Linked DNA regions of Homo sapiens: region 1 is linked to region 2. The links are chromatin loops, found by intact Hi-C in ENCODE. Cell type or tissue: CD4-positive, alpha-beta T cell. All regions are shown on one strand. Each heading gives the region's core, and the rest is flanking DNA. Links, peaks and the distances in the headings are about the cores only.

Region 1 (5,360 bases), core at 361-5,360, 81 kb before region 2:
GAAGCCCATCAGCAATGACAGAGGACAAAAATGTAATTATCATCTCTTCAAGAGGACGAAGGAAAATATTTGTCAACCAAAACTGTCTTTCAGCTCAACTGTCTTTCAAGGGCAAGGGCAAAATAAAGACATTTCAGACAAAGACTGAGGAACTTTACCACTCACAGCTCTTTGCTGAAAGAGCTAGTAAAAGATGACCTAAGGAAGAAGGGAATCAAGCCCTGTACCAAGCACATTCTGCAAGAAGCAATGAATGGAGATATGGAAACATGGGTAAAATCTAAATAAGAGCTGGCCGTAAAATCAACAATCATAATTACCAGTGGTGGATTAAAACAAGGTGGAACTGCCGGGCACAGTAGCACATGCCTGTAGTCCCAGCTCCTCAGGAGGCGGAGCAGGAGGATCATTTGAGGCCAGGAGCTCTGGGCTGAAGTTGACTATGCCAGTTGGGTGCTGGTGCTAAGCTCTGCATCAATATGACGACCTGCCAGGAGGCCACCAGGTTACCCAAAGAGGGGTGAACTGGCCCAGGTTGGAAACAGAGCAGGTAAAAATTCCTGTGCTAATCAGTATTGGGGTGCAGCCTATGAATAGCTATTGCACTCCAGCCTGGGCAACATAGCAAGGCCCTGTTTCTAAAAAAATAAAAAATAAAGAAAAGGTGGAACTAAATATTAGGCAATCATAATATAGTGTTTGGAAGGTGTCACTGGAGTCAAATCACTCCAAGATCTTGTACTATCTAGCAGGAGGGTGAAAAATAGTGATTTTGATTATAAGTCAATTTTTTTTTTTTTAGACGGAGTTTTGCTCTGGTTGCCCAAGTTGGAGTGCAATGGTATGATCTCGACTCACTGCAACCTCCACCTCCCAGGCTCAAGCGATTCTTCTGCCTCAGGCTCCTGAGTAGCTGGGATTACAGGCATCCACCACCATGCCCGGCTAATTTTTTGTGTTTTTAGTAGAGATGGGGTTGCTCCATGTTTGTCAGGCTGGTCTTCAACTCCTGACCTCTGGCGATCTGCCTGCCTAGGCCTCCCAAAGTGCTGGGATTACAGGTGTGAGCCACTGTGCCCAGCTGAAGATTATTAAAAAATTTTATGCATGATAAAAACCTAAAGATAATCTCTAAAAGGCATAAAAGGAATGTGTAACTTTCAAACCAATAAAGGGAAAAGGTGAGAAATAAAGAAACACAATCAATCTGATAGCAAAAAAGAGGAGGGAGGGAGAGGGGAAAGCTGTGGGTGTTTTGTATGTTGATTTTACAACTGGCTACTTTGGTAGAATGCTTTCATTATTTAATAGTTTTTCATTTGCTTCCCTTGGATTTTCAAGTGGACAATTATAATATCCACAAGTAAGGATAATTTGTCTCCTTTTTAGTGGCTGTCCTTTAATTTGTGTTTCTTGTCTTATTGCATTGTCCAGAACTTTCACAGCAATATAGCATTATAGAGCATATATAAAGCATCCTTGCCACGTTCAAGACATTGCTAAGAATGCTTCCAGTACTTTTTAAATTTTATGTTATTATTTATTTATTTATTTATTTTGAGACAGAGTCTCGCTCTGTCGCCCAGGCTGGAGTACAGTGGCGCAACCTTGGCTCACTGCAACCTCCGCCTACCTGGTTCAAGCAATTCTTCTGCCTCAGCCTCCCGAGTAGCTGGGACTACAGGCATGCGCCACCAAGCCCAGCTAATTTTTGTATTTTTAGTGGAGATGGGGGTCTCACTATGTTGATGATCTCTTGATCTCATGATCCGCCCGCCTCAGCCTCCCAAAGTGCTGGGATTACAGGTGTGAGCCACCGCACCCGGCTGCTTCCAGTATTTTAATGTTAAATGAGATGTTGACTCTTGGCCTGAGATAGATGTTCTTTGTCATTGAATTATTCAGGATAAGCTAGATTGTGCTGCAGTAACAAATAATGTCAAAACCTCACAGCTTGAGAGAAGTTTATTTCCTGCTCATACCAAGTCGCCTGTGGCTCCAGGCAGACAGCTGTGATGTGGTCGGCATGGTCCTTCTGCGTAGCAGGTGGTCTCATGCTTGCTGAGGCAAGGGAAGAAGAGTTGGAGACTCTCATACTGGCAATTCAATGTTTCTACCTAGAAGTGGCATGTGTTACTTCCACTCACATTTTATTGGATAAAGCAAGTCACACGGCCCTGCCTAACCCCCATGGGAAGTGTGGGCCCAGCCTGGAAGGAGGAATGGAAAGGTTGGCGAACACACAGATGTTGCCACAGTCATGGGAATCTTACACTTGGGACCCCGAAAGACCCTAAAAGTCAACTTGAGGAGTCATTAGGCCTTGGCAGTCTGATTGGTAGCAGCAGAGGCTAAAGATGAGGTGAAGTTGTGCATTCACAGGCACTGGGGGCTTCTGTTGCCGTTGGAGTCTGGCTGTGCAGTTGTTTCCTTCTTTAATTCTGGGGCGGGGGGAGGGGTGGTCTCTGAATCCTCATAATGAATTTTCCCCTTTTCTGAACTCATTTGAGTAGATTTCTCTTACTTGTGACCCAAAGAGTCTCAATCAGGGTAATTTGCGGGTATTTTATTAAGGACTTGTATCATGTTCCTAAGCAAGACTGGTCTGTAGTTTTGTGTTATCTGCCAACCTTTTAGGGTTATACTACATTCTGTTGTTGTTGTTGTTTGAGGCAGAGTCTTGCTCTGTTGCCCAGGCTGGAGTGCAGTGGTGATCTCTCAGCTCACTGCAACATCCACCTCCTGGGTTTGAGTGCCTCCGCCTCCCAAGTAGCTGGGACTACAGGCGCGCACCACCACGCCTGGCTAATTTTTGTATTTTTTTTTGTAGGGACGGGGTTTTGCCAAGTTGCCCAGGCTGGTCTCAAACTCCTGACCTCAGGTGATCCACAACCCTCAGCCTCCCAAAGTGCTGGGATTACAGGCGTGAGCCACCAACGCCCGGCCACTATATTCTTAAGATGGTTGGAGAGGCTTTCCATCTTTCCTGTGTCCCAAAACGGAGTATTTGAAAGAACTTACTAGTAAAAGTGTCAGGACCCAACACTTCCCTAGGAAGTCTAGGAAGTAGCTCTTTCTCTACCTATTCTTTTCTTTTTCTTTTTTAAAAAATTATTTAATTATTTTATTTTGAGACAGAGTCTTGCTCTGTTACCCAGGCCGTCCAGAGTGGAGTGCAGTGGTGCAATCTCAGCTCACTGCGGCCTCGACCTCCCGGGCTCAAGCAATTCTCCCACCTCAGCTTCCAGAGTAGCTGGGACTACAGGTGTGCACCATCACACCTGGCTAATTTTGTTCATTTTTTGTAGAAATGGGATCTCACTATGTTGCCCAGGTTGGTCTCGAACTCCTGGACTCAAGGGATCCTCCCACCTTGGCCTCTCAAAATATAGGGATTACAGGAATAAGCCACCAAGCCCAGCCCTACCTTTCCAATTTATCCTGCAGTAATAGGTTTTTTTGGTTTTCTCCTACTTGTGGAATCAGTTTTGGTTATATGTATTTTCTTATTAAAATATCTATTTGTTCACATTTCCACATTTATTATTCTAACTTTGCTTATTATAATTTAATTTTTAGAATTTCCTTTTTTGCCTTTATTGTCATGCATTTGTTTCTCTCTGCTTATTTTCTTTCCATCTGCTAGAAGTTTACCTAATTTATTAGACTTTCAAAACACCAAGTCATGTAATTATTTTTATTTCTAGCGTTTTTCTCTTTTCTAATATATTAGATTCTTCTTTTTATCTTTATCGATTCCTTCTTTCTCCTTTCCTTAGCTTTATTTTGTTCTTTTTTCTAATTTCTCCAGTTGAATCTTAATTTATTGACTTTCATAATTTCTTATTTAAGAAGTTCATAACACTGAGTATGAATTTCCTCCTTGTAACATTTGAGCCATTTTCCCATATGTTTGGATATGTGGTATTTGCAGTGTAACAGTTTGTCATGTAGGTTTTATTTAAAGTTATTTACGAAAGTGGTTTTTAATTTTCAAATGGTTGGCTTTTTAATTTAAACTTTTGTTAATAATTTCTAGCTTAATTGCACTGTGGTTAAAGAATGAAGCTCTCACTATATCTGCTTTGGGGGTTCTATTGAGTTTTTCTTTGTGGCCTAATATATGATCAATTTTTATAAATGTTTGATGGACTCTGGCAAAGAAATGAGTACCTTTTATTTGTAGGGTACTAAGTTCAATTATTAAATCAATCTTATTCATTATATTATTCCGATCCTACATTAATTGTTGGGGAGGTACTCTTTAAATATGTAAAAGAGGCTGGGTGCGGTGACCCACGCCTATAATCCCAGCACTTTGGGAGGCTGAGATGGGCAGATCATATGAAGAAGCCAGGAGTTCGAGACCAGCCTGGCCAACGTGGCAAAACCCATCTCCACCAAAAATACAAAAACTAGCCGGGCGTAGCGGTACACGCCTGTAGTCCCAGCTACTCAGGAGACTGAGGCAGGAGGATCCCTTGAACCCAGGAGGCAGAGGTTGCAGTGAGCTGAGATCGCACCACTGCACTCCAGCCTGGGCGACAGAGTGAGACTCTGTCTCAAAAAAAAGACTAAATATGTCAAAGACAGACATGTGTTAAAGACTCCTCCTCGCACCACAGTTTTTTCTTTGACCGTGTATGTGTGTCTAAGATATCACTCTCTCTGGTTGGAGCCAGTGCTGTGTAGGACATAAAGTATCATGACAATCAGATATTTCCTGCGGCTTGTCCCCTCTACCAATTCAAAGGACCTCGCGTCCCATCTCATGATTTTTGCCTGTGATTCTTTATCTGATATAAATATTATTACCTTTGCTTTTATTGAACTTGAATTTGCCTCATATGCCTTTGTCCAGTCTTTTGTATTTTTAACCTCTTTATGTCCTTCGGTTTTCTTTTTTTTTTTTTTCTGAGATGGAGTCTCAGTCTGTCGCCCAGGCTGGAGTGCAGTGGCATGATCTCAGCTCACTGCAACCTCCACCTCCCAGGTTCAAGCAATTCTCCGCCTCAGCCTCCCGAGTAGCTGGGATTACAGGCGCCCACCACCATGCCTGGCTAGTTTTTGTATTTTTAATAGAGACAGGGTTTTGTCGGGGATTATAGGCGTGAGCCACCGCACCTGGCCTGCCACAGTTTTCTGACATCTTCTGCAGCTCCTTTCAGAAATTACTGTTGGACGGGCATGGTGGCTCACACCTATAATCCCAGAACTTTGGGAGGCCGAGGTGGGCAGATCACTTGAGGTCAGGAGTTCAAGACCAGCCTGGTCAACGTGGTGAAACCCTGTCTCTACTAAAAATACAGCTTCCAGGTCTCTGAATGGGAGCAAATTATGGGAAAGATCCTGGGGACTTT
Region 2 (5,342 bases), core at 1-5,000:
GGACTGTGTGGGAGAAAACAGAGAAATCGCCAGGTGGTGTTTGTTTTTGGGTCTCACCTGCTCAGTGCCGGCCTCACCCGCCCAGCGCCCCTGACACACCTGGCTGGAAAGGGATTCACAAGGGCAGGGGCCAGTGTCTCTTTCAACCCTCAATCGCCCAGGGCCTGGTGCTTTCTGTTGAATGAACAAATGAATGCATGGATATGTGGCAGTAAGAATGACTCTCTCAATGCAAACGGGGTTTAGATGACACAGCCCTCTGACCTCTTCTTTCAACAGATCCAGAGGGGCCCTGGGGCCCAGGCCCTGCCTAGGCACTGGGGTCGGCGCAACACAGATAAGGACTCAGCGTGCAGGAGCCTCTACCCTGGCTCAGGGGGAAGCAAACACGAGCTGAGAGACTCATGGAGAGCCCATGTCCACAGAACGTTCACAAAGGCCTCCTGGAGAAGGCAGAGCAAGAGAGGGATGCAGCGGAGGGGAGAGGGAGTTCTGTTGGCCAGCGCAGCCCAGGCCAAAGCCTGTAAGGAGGGAAAGGGCTTGGAGTATTTGCGGGTGACCACAGGGCTGGGGTAAGGCAGAAGCGAGCGTCTCGGGCAGGAGCCAGTTTATGGGGCCTTGGGAGCCTGGGGGAGTTTGAATGTTATTCCAGCACATGTGAGGGACAGTGATGACAATTTGGGAACATAGAGCCACCTTTCTGGAGCAAGGGTGGCCACTTCCCCAGCCAGGTGATGAACTTAAAATATGTGAGCCCACCCTCACCCCCACCTCTGTGCAGAGCGCAGCCCATGCCTCATCACACACACACACACACACACACACACACACACACACACACACACACACAGAGCAGCCCCGACAGCAGGCCTGCAGCCTGGAAGGCAGGTCTCAGGAGGCCAGGAGGGTAGTTTCCCCTGCCCGGCAGCTCCCTGGGGTGAGTCAGAAACCAGGGCAACCAGCAGAGATGCCACGGGCACCTCGGACACAGGGCCAGGTTCCCCCAGGGAAAGCAGGACCGTAACCTGTTCCCAATCACCTCCAACCCCAGCGTATCTCAGTCGTTAGCACTTTGTGGGGCCTTGGGGTGTCTGAATTCATTCAGCCCCCTCTTTAGAGATGGCAAAATTGAGGGCCAGAGAAAGTGATTTTTCCAAAGTCACAGATCTGAGAAACGGTAGGGGCTGGATTCGAACTCCTGCCGCATCTACCTGCCCAGTCTGTGCCGCTCACCAGTACCCAGCCCCTCCCTGCCCCATCTGGAATTTAAATTCAGTAGAGCCTCGTTCATTCAAAGCCTCCTTAATTCAGAATTCCTGAGCAGGGGAGTTCTCCTGTGCACCAAACGTGGATGGGAACCTGGGGTCTACTGAATAAATGAACTGCATAACCAAGATTGATGACAGGGTGGCTGGCTCAAAAACTTCAGGGGCGCACACGAGTGTCCACACGGTACATGCGCCGTTCTCAAAGAACCTTCTTTAAAGCAGCCTCGGAGGCCCTGGTCCACGCCATGGGGGAGGTGCTGGGGCCAGCAGCACCCGAGCTGACTGGAGAGAGCCCGGTGTCCGGTTCCCAGCTGTGCGACCCGAGGCCAGGTCTGCCCCTCTCTGAATCTCGGTGAGAATGCCTTCCCCGTGGAGCTGTTGTGTATGAGAACAGTGTGAGGCCGGGTACACAGTTGGTGCTCAGTAAGTCACAGCTGTTTTACAATAATTAAAAAGCATCTCTTGGATCAAACAGCCTGCATCTCAGTCTTCTTCTAATTTGCATTGGTCTTCGCAGAAATTAAGGTGCACTCTGTTCCCGACGATTCCATCTGGCTGGGCTGAGGTGGAGTCCCCTCGATTCCCCAGTGAGGGCTGGGAACCCATCACTCGCTCCAGCAACAGGTATTTATTTATCCAGCGTGTGCTTCATGTCAGGTTCCCTGCTGAGGGCCAGGCACGCATACAGCAGTGGCCTAGACAGACAAGGTCCCCGCCCTCAGCAGCTCTCGGCCTAGCTATTGAGCTTGCCTGACAAGGGGCAAAGAGGGTAGGAGGAGGTGGAGTTGTCAGATTAAATTCAAGATGCTGAGTGTCATTTGAATTTGAGATAATAAAAAAAAATGTTTACTATGTGTATTCCATTCCATATTTGGGATACATTTATACTCACAAGTTATTTGGTACTTATCTGACATTCATATTTAACTGAGTGTGCTTTATTTTATTTTATTTTATTTTATTTTATTTTATTTTATTTTATTTTATTTTATTTTATTATTTTTGGGATACAGTCTCACTCTTTCGCCCAGGCTAGAGTGCGGTGGCGCGATCTCAGCTCACTACAACCTCTGCCTCCCGGGTTCAAGCGATTCTCCTGCCTCAGCCTCCTGAGTAGCTGGGATTACAGGCACATGCCACCATGCCTGGCTAATTTTTGTATTTTTAGTAGAGATGGGGTTTCGCCATGTTGGCCAGGTTAGTCTCGAACTCCTGACCTCAGGGGATCCGCCCACCTCGGCCTCCCAAAGTGTTGGGATTACAGGCCTGAGCCACCGCGCCCAGTCTTTCTTTTATTTTTATTTCTAGATCTTCCAGTGTTTATCCAGCACCTTCTGCAGGAGTCCTTCTACTGAACCACCAGACCCTGTGGGCTCAGGGACAAACACAGGAACAAGCCCACAGGATAATCACACAGGGTGGTCCTGGGAGGGCCTTTGACAAGGTGACTTTGAGCTCAGACCTGATGTGTGTAGAGGAAGAAAAAAGGCATCACTCCATGAGAGAGAAGGAGAGGGATAGGAGACCCGGGTGAGGCAAGGCAGAGAGCTAGTGGCTGCAAAAGAGACAACACTGACCAGGAGGGGAGGGAATGGAGGGCTTTGTGGAGGAGGTAGAATTGAGCCAGGCCCTGAAGGAGGAGCTGGACAGAGAGGAGGTGGTGCAGAGGAACCCTGATTTGGGAGGAGGTAAGCCAGGTGGTAGGCCCCTGAGATACCCATTCTCCAGACACCATCTCTTACAAGGGCCTTTGGTACCCGAGAAAATGCACATGATAAACTGTCAAGCGAAAAATACAAGATACGAAACAGACAGCAGCTGTGGCGTTGCGAGGGGTTGAACTAGACCATCCGACCTAGCATGTAGTAGGCGCTCAATAAACAGGAGATCGATGGAATCATGCTTTTCCGATTTGCAGACAAATGGGGGGATCAGAGGCACCGCCAAGGTGTTCTTCCTTGTTTTGTGGGTATTTTACTAAATGAAACAATGAACGAATTGCTTGAATAGACGTGAGGTTACCGTGACTCCATCCAGAAACCACTTGGTCCAGACTTTGAAGGCAATAAAACAGCAGGAAAAGACAGGCCCTGCCTCCCGGTCCCTGACAGGCGCCGTCACTCTTGAGCCTGTGGTAGGGAGTGCATTTTCAAGTCGCCCGCTGCCTCCCGAGCCTGCCTGCCGGGTCTGCAAGCCTCCAGCCAAGCAGGAGGGATCAGCTCTGCAGCTTCCGACACCCCAGCCCATGTCCTCTCAGCCCACTGGGCCCAAGGCGGGTGTAAAATCCTGGCTCACCAAGCAGAGACTCTGGGAAGAGGCCCAGTGGCCTCCCAGACAGACCAGAGGTCCTGCTCACTGGTGTCCTCCTGTGCGTCCTTGGCAAGTGGCTTCCCCTCTCTGAGCCTTGGTATCCTTGTCTATAAAATGGGGATGGGCATGGGCGTGGTGGCTCACGCCTGTAATCCCAACACTTTGGGAGGCCGAGGCAGGCGGATCACCTGAGGTCAGGAGTTCAAGACCAGTCTGGCCAACGTGGTGAAACCCCGTCTGTACTAAACACACACAAAAATTAGCCAGGCGTGGTGATGGGTGCCTGTAATCCCAGCTACTCAGGAGGTTGAGGCAGGAGAATCACTTGAACCGGGGAGGCGGAGGTTGTAGTGAGCTGAGATTGTGCCACCGCACTCCAGCCTGGGCAACAACAGAGCGAGACTCTGTCTCAAAAAATAAAAATAAAAAATAAAACAGGGATGGATTCTAGTGACGTCATCCTTCATTCATTCACAAAGGTTTGGAGAGAATCTGTTCCCTGCTGGGTGCCACGCTGGGAGTGTGAGGCTCCAGAGGGAAGTTCTTGGACCCCTGGCTGATGCTTTCACATGATCACAGGGGCACATTCTGTAAGATAAATACACAGGGGGTTGTGGCGAGCCCTCAGTGCCTGGAAAGGAAGAGAAAATACAAGGCCTCTTGCATTACTACCTGTGAGCAGAGGGTACCTGGCTCCCAGGTCCCTCCTGATGAAAAGGACCCCAACCTAGACAGACGTCTGTCATGCTTAGAAGGCCCTTCTCAGTCCCTCCAGCTTCTAAGACATTTTATTACTAATAATCACATGCAGGTGATGTTTAACGAGCACTCGCCATGCGTCAGCCTCTGCGCTTCAAGGGGTCCACGTGCACAGACCGTGGCTGGCCCTGCAACTCCAGGTGCAGCAGACACAGCCTCTCTCAGCCCAGCCAGAACCAGGTGCTGGCGACTCCTGGGACCTCTTCCAAGGGGAGGTGGGTTTGGGACACAGGCTGGAGACCAGAGCGGGCCAGGCCCCTTCCCACCATGTCCCCACCCCATAAGACCACCAGTGCCCCTCAGGATACCCAGCCCTGTCCCTTCCCTTTACAGAAAGAGAAGGTGAGTCCCCTAAAGGAGACTCGTGCTCCAGTGCTCTTCCTGAACTCCTCCGGCCACCCTCAGGCCACCCCCTGCCCTCAGACCACCCCCTTCCCTCTTCTCTGCAGTTACCCATCCTGATGCCCACCTGCCAAGCCCAGCAAAGGCCCTCCACAGTCAGCCCAAGATGCTGCCAGACCCAGGACCCGGGGCAGGTGTGCACGGAGCAGGTGTGGATGTGGAGGAAGAGGTGCCCAAAGCTCTGCTCTGAGGCCAGACCTGAGACCTGGGTGCCCAGAGCCTCTCTAGGTCCACCCAGGGGTGCTGGGCCCATGGGAGCAAAGGCTGAGTACTGCGGCCTCCCACCACCCCCCTGCCCCACCTCCACCCTGAAGTGTCCTGTTTAGCGGAATATCAGGTGTCATTGTGTGCCCTGGGGTGCTGACGGGGAGGGGATCACCTGGCCACAGGAGACCCCTGAAGCCTGGGGGAGGGGTCTGCTTCAGCTCCAGTGAGGGCGGGATTCCTGGGGTGAACTCGTGACCTTAAGCATGACCTTGAGCATGACCTTAAGCATGACCTTGAGCGTGACTTTGAGTTGTTGCTCCTTTCAACGCCACACGCACGCCTGATTCCTGGGCCCTTTTCTCTCCCCCAGTCCCTTCCTGCCACACACACTCCTAT

What was found. A loop is a pair of places that touch in the nucleus more often than their neighbours do. Peaks named below come from ENCODE experiments on the same cell type or tissue, not always from the same donor. Only the 100,000 strongest peaks of a DNase experiment are listed, where the experiment ranks them.
Region 1: it touches region 2 in a loop (1.9-fold over the local background); 2 of 110 quality-filtered maps call a loop at or near these places.

Annotation. Positions count from the first base shown.
Region 1 is chr9:129,365,450-129,370,809 of GRCh38, reverse strand. LOC107987038 (a long non-coding RNA gene) reads right to left here. Exons shown (of 2, transcript XR_001746582.2): 2 at 1,948-2,061. It also overlaps the pseudogene RN7SL159P. Among named protein-coding and RNA genes, the nearest start is that of LINC01503, 31 kb to the right of the region's middle. In CD4-positive, alpha-beta T cell, for the core only: no CTCF peak of the experiment used is centred there; no DNase peak of the experiment used is centred there.
Region 2 is chr9:129,284,334-129,289,675 of GRCh38, reverse strand. It overlaps LINC02975 (long intergenic non-protein coding RNA 2975), which reads right to left. Exons shown (of 3, transcript NR_121587.1): 3 at 3,957-4,166. Among named protein-coding and RNA genes, the nearest start is that of LINC02975, 4.6 kb to the right of the region's middle. RefSeq lists enhancers at 1,099-2,081, 3,023-3,996, 3,997-4,970. In CD4-positive, alpha-beta T cell, for the core only: no CTCF peak of the experiment used is centred there; no DNase peak of the experiment used is centred there.